2 separate regions of the Homo sapiens genome follow, and region 2 is linked to region 1. A link is an interaction called in ENCODE POLR2A ChIA-PET data of the cell type or tissue named here. Cell type or tissue: IMR-90. All regions are shown on one strand. Each heading gives the region's core, and the rest is flanking DNA. Links, peaks and the distances in the headings are about the cores only. Region 1 overlaps SEC11A (SEC11 homolog A, signal peptidase complex subunit). Region 2 overlaps ZNF592 (zinc finger protein 592).

Region 1 (2,801 bases), core at 1-2,500:
GGCAACATAGCGAAACCCCGTCTCTATTAAAAAAAAAAAAAAATTATTAGCCTGGGCGCAGTGGCTCACGCCTGTAATCCCAGCACTTTGGGAGGCTGAGGCAGGCAGATCACCTGAGGTCAGGAGTTCGAGAACAGCCTGGTCAATATGACAAAACCCTGTCTTTACTAAAAATACAAAAAAATTAGCCAGGAATGGTGGTACACACCTGTAATCCCAGCTACTGGGGAGGCTGAGGCACGAGAATTGCTTGAATATGATAGGTGGAGGTTGCTGCTGCACTCCAGCCTGGGTGACAAAGTGAGACTGTCTCAAAAAAAAAAAAAAAAGAAAATTATTTAAAGAAATGTGATATTTTGCTTAGTATTGGAAACTTTTAAATGGATTATAGTTAAAAGATGAAAGAATAATTGGGTAGTTTAGCGATATATTCACAAAGACCAATTTGTTAATTAACTCTTAGAACCTCTGAACTTTTCAACGCTTCTCTGACTTGTGGTTCTGTGTTTATTTTCTAGTATGCAGTTCTCTTTTTGCTGGGTTTATTCGTGCTGGTTCATCGTGAGTAAGAAGCCTGCCTTGCTGTTCCTGGGAAGATGCCATAGTTTTCGTTACTGGATGTTTGGAGTAGATACTGGTCTGTGATTGGTGGAATGGAGAACACACGTGTTGGTGCTTCTGGGTAGCACTGGTTTGCATTAGTTTATGTTTCCATGCCAGAGTTTGTGTGGGCGGGCGCATGTGCACCACAGAGTGCACTCGAGGGGACTTTCAGTCACAGGATTTCATAATTGTCATTGTCACACTTTCAAATTTTTGTACATCAGTGAATTTTTTTATATTAAAAGGTTGAGCCAAAGCCCCCAGTGTTTGTATTTTGAAGCCAAGCTTCACTTCTAAAGTGCCTACAGAGACTTGTAAATGAAAATGCAGCTCTGCACGAGTTTGAAACCGTCATACCTCCTTCTATTAGGAATGGCATATACTGAGGTGGTCGTAAGTCTTAACTTCTAAAATTTTAAATAAAAGACTTTGCACATTGAACCCCTTATCCCTGAATTGTGTTTGTCGGGAAAGCTTCTGAAATTTGCCTTCCTTGGCTGGTTCTTAGTACCCCTGGGGGATATAAAGGCTTGGTGTGAACAGTCCTTCAGCTAAGAAGGTTGCTCTGATACTAACAACTAGTTTTTTTGTTTGTCTGTTTTGCGTGTGTGTGTGTGTGTGTGTGTGTGTGTGTGTGTGTGAAGCAAAAGTAGCCACTGACAGTCATAGGAAATCTCTTAGTCATAAAATTGATTCTTCCCATGACTCAGATGTGTATAAAACCCAGCTAGTGTTGCTGAGAGGTTCAGAAAATCTCACTTGGTTATAAAAAGTCATAACCCTTTCTACACTTGAGACATTTCAGTCCTTTCTACACCAAGGCAGTGTGCATTAGCATCTAGAGGCAGAGGAAAGGGCTGGAGGACAAGCATTCTGCTTGGCGTCTTTAAAGTCTCATTTGTCTGAACCTGTTCTCTCAAGTGCCTGACTTTGCATTTCTCTAATGCAGACTTAAAGCAAGCAGTTTAAAGTAGTGAGTGCACAACCCAATTGTATGTTTTCTTTTAATATCAAGGCAGTGAGGGAAATAGGGAGTATAGAGTAAACCAATATCTTTTGAGCACAAAATACACTTAATTCTATCTGTTCTCTTGTTGTATTAATGTGAAATCTTAAAGTGAGTTTTCTGTGTTAGGCTACTTGAACAGTTTCTATTATTTGTTCAACTGCAGTGGAAATCAGTCTATGCCGTAATGCTAATGGCATGAGAACAGGGACAATTACTCTTCTGAAGCCCTCCCCTGTGGAGAATAGTACCTTCCTAAACCCATTAACCAGGCTTTAGCCTTCCAACTTTGGATATGGGCTCTTAATATTCTCAACAGAGTATGAAACTTGGCAAATCACTGCTAACAAATGCTTTTTTGAACCTGTCTGTGAGGCGTATATAGTACTTATATTTTCTCATGAACCAGAAGCTGAACATTCCCTGTGTGGAATAGCAGGAAATTGCCATTTATTCCATTTTTTCCCCCCTCATCACCTGTGGAAGATGCAGTTCACTGCTCAGCCTAATCAGTACACTGGTTTTTGTACCAGCCTTTCTAGGACTACTCTAGGGGAGAAGCAGTGTGCTTTGCTGGCCAAGGTTGGGATCCTAGGGTTCTCTGTGATCCTAGCTTGCCTGAATGTAAACATCCTTGTACTTGTATCTTCATCTACTCCAGATTTCTCCTTATAAATGTATTGGGAAGAAAACATTAATACTTTTTTCCCTTGCATATATTCGCAACCAGTTTTATATAAGTATTATTTTTCCTCCTTTCCTGGATGCTGTAGTTGCAAGCAACAACTAAGTTTCTCTGAAAAGGTAATCAAATCATTTAATAATATTTGAATCACTCCATTAGCCAAAAATAAAAAGATTACTTGTGGGGAGGGGTATTATATTCCCAATTTTTATCTTGTCTAGTTTAGTGCTAAACATAAGACTTAAAATGGGAGATTTTATTAGCAAATATATCCTAAAAGCTCTTTGCAAATGTAAGAAATGCCAGAGAGGTTTTATTTGCTAATTGAATGGCGTGATAAGCTCTTTGAGATTTGGCAGGGCAAGTGGAGAATTGGGAGGGCTCAACCATTGTGAGTGAAAGGAATTGAACAAGAGTATGAAAATTGATCAAACTTCAAATGAGAAATTGATAATGGGATTATCTCTTTGGCTGTTACTTGTCTGCTCTTATACCGCCTGCTAATCA
Region 2 (2,816 bases), core at 278-2,777, 89 kb before region 1:
AGGTTTTAGGCGGAGGGATGAACAAGAAGGAAGAGAAAGGCCCTGAAGCAGAAGGAGTAGGAGATATGGCTGGGAAGCAGATGATGGCAGGCCATTGCTAGGTCTTTGACTTTGACTCTAAGACGAAAGAGTACAGGAGGATTTGGAGTAGAAGAATGATGTGCTCAGACCAATATTTTATTTGTTGTAGGTGGTTCTTTTTTTTTTTAACCACTTATCCTCAAATTCTATCAGACTGACATTTTAAAAGGATCACTCCCCTCTGCCTATCCATCTCAACTGTCTATCATTAGGAAGAATTACCAGAATTTCTTCCTGATTGTTCCCAAATTTTCTAAACTAAGCACATATTACTTTTTAAATGGCAGGGTGGGGGGGGGGGGAATCTCCCCAATCCTTAAAGACTTGGCTCAAATTCCAACTCTGCCTCAAAACCCCTGTACAAGGCAGGGCTAGCCCACGCTGTACCCTATGTCCCAGCCAGCAGGACCACCAAGGTGGGCCCAGAGTCAGCAATGAGGTGGTACAACAACATTCACTGCAGGAACTGATATGAATGAATGTTTCTTTTGCTGCCCTCACTTCTCTCCTCCCATGCAGAAGTGTGTCCCTTCAGACACTCTTGCCCCCAAGTGCCTGCCTGGGTCCCAGTCTTTCTCTCAGTTGACTTAATTAATTCCTGGTAATTAAACCTACTGTTTGGTGATGATGTACTAAAGAGTATGACCTCTCCCAGGGGGTATAAATAATTTAAAACAGGACTCTAAGATGGAAATGCAAAAGCCTTAGACTCAGAGGAATGGAGCTATAATGATGGAATGACAGACACTGGGGTTCATACTTTGTGGATAGGAGGCCAGCTTCTCCTAAAGGGCACAGCACTTAGGAAGCAGCGTCAAGGGGAGACAAGTAATGAAAGATCAGAATACTTCATGGCCACCACCTCTCTCCTCCCAAATGGCCATTCAGTACATTTTGGGTACTAGAGAATGTTCCCTAGAGGTAATCCCAGCCATCTCAGAGGGTGACCTGTGTGCCAATAACCACCACCCTCAGAAAGAAAAGCCCCCTTAAGACACTTCTGGTCTGAAAGCAAATTGTTCTCTAATTGCTTTCAGTGGGGGAAATCCTGGAGGGCGAAGTTCATCTCACATGATTCTTTTATGCTCTACAGAGCACCAACTCTGGATTGGGTCCACAGTTGCTTTTATAAGCAACTGTGGAATACTGTTCTTAATTAGAATGTTTACTTATATTTAAAATCTTGAGGTTGTTCCTTTAGCAAGGCAAAGGGCATAGGGAGACCATAAGAAGAGGCTTTAAGGTAGGTATCTACTGTAACTGAATTGGCAAAAAAGAGTAGAATGCTGTTGCAAAAAGGTTCCAGAAAATTTTACTTATTTAGTTAGTTAGAGACAAAGTCCCACTCTGTCACCTAGACTGGAGTGCAGAGGCATAATCACGGCTCACTACATCCTAGACTTCCCAGCCTTGGGTGATTCTCCCACCTCAGCCTCCCAAGTAGCTGGGACTGAATACGGGTCTGTGCCACTATGCCCAGCTTTTTTTTTTTTTTTTTTGGATTTTCAGTAGCGATGGGGTTTTGCTATGTTACCTAGGCTAGTCTCAAACTCCTGGGCTCAAGCAATCCACCCACCTCAGCCCCCAAAAGTGCTGGGATTACAGGTGTGAGCCACCTTACCTGGCCTCCCCAAGACTTTAAATACAAGTACACATGCTAATTAAGAATAATAGGCCAGGCGCCATGGCTCTCACCTGTAAGCCCAGCATTTTGGGATGCCAAGAGGGGCCGATTGCCTAGCTCAGGAGTTCAAGACCAGCCTGGGCAACATGGCAAAACCCCATCTCTACAAAAAAATACAAAAAAATTAGTTGGTGTGGTGGTGCACGCCTGTAGTCCCAGCTACTTGGGTGACTGAGGTGGGAGGATCACCTAAGCCTGGTTGGTCAAAGCTGCAGTAAGCCATGATCACGCCACTGCACTACAGTCTAGACAACAGAGCGAGACGGTCTCAAAAAAAAATTTTTTTTAAAGGATTAACGGGGCCGGGCGCTGTGGCTCATGCCTGTAATCCCAGCACTTTGGGAGGCCGAGGCGGGTGGATCACAAGGTCAGAAGTTCGAGACCAGCCTGGCCAAGATGGTGAAACCCCATCTCTACTAAAAAAAATAAAAAATTAGCCGGGTGTGGTGGCAGGCGCCTGTAGTCCCAGCTACTCGGGAGGCTGAGGCAGGAGAATTCCTTTAACCTGGGAGGCGGAGGTGGCAGTGAGCCGAGATCTTGCCACTGCACTCTAGCCTGGGCGACAGAGCAAGACTCCATTTCAAAAAAAAAGAAAAAAAAAAAGGATTAACGGCTGGGCACAGTGGCTCACGCCTGTAATCCTAGCACTTTGGGAGGCCGAGGTGGGCGGACTGCCTGAGCTCAGGAGTTTGAGACCAGCCTGGGCAACATGGTGCAACCCCATCTCTACTGAAATACAAAAAAGAAAAAGCCAGACATGGCAGCGTGTGCCTGTAGTCCCAGCTACTTGGGAGGCTGAGGCAGGAGAATTGCTTGAACCTGGGAGGTGAAGGTTGCAGTGAGCTGAGATCATGCCACTGCACTCTAGCCTGGGGGACAGAGTGAGACTCCATCTCAAAAAAAAAAAAAAGATTAATGGCAGCCAGGCACAGTGACTCACACCTGTAATCCCACATTTTGGGAGGCCGAGGTGGAAGGATCGCTTCAAGCCAGGAGTTTGAAACCAGCCTGGTCAACACAGCGAGATCCTGTCTCTACAAAATAAATAAAA

The links. Peaks named below come from ENCODE experiments on the same cell type or tissue, not always from the same donor. Only the 100,000 strongest peaks of a DNase experiment are listed, where the experiment ranks them.
Region 2: POLR2A ChIA-PET joins it to region 1 with 5 read pairs; 14 of 35 experiments call an interaction of 5 or more read pairs at or near these places.

What each region holds. Positions count from the first base shown.
Region 1 is chr15:84,667,787-84,670,587 of GRCh38, reverse strand. SEC11A (SEC11 homolog A, signal peptidase complex subunit) reads left to right here. Exons shown (of 6, transcript NM_014300.4): 6 at 519-1,044. The coding sequence ends at 569. Among named protein-coding and RNA genes, the nearest start is that of NMB, 11 kb to the right of the region's middle. In IMR-90, for the core only: no CTCF peak of the experiment used is centred there; a DNase peak (open chromatin) is centred at 1,297.
Region 2 is chr15:84,757,522-84,760,337 of GRCh38, reverse strand. All of the region lies in intron 1 of ZNF592 (zinc finger protein 592), which reads right to left. Among named protein-coding and RNA genes, the nearest start is that of ZNF592, 10 kb to the right of the region's middle. In IMR-90, for the core only: no CTCF peak of the experiment used is centred there; no DNase peak of the experiment used is centred there.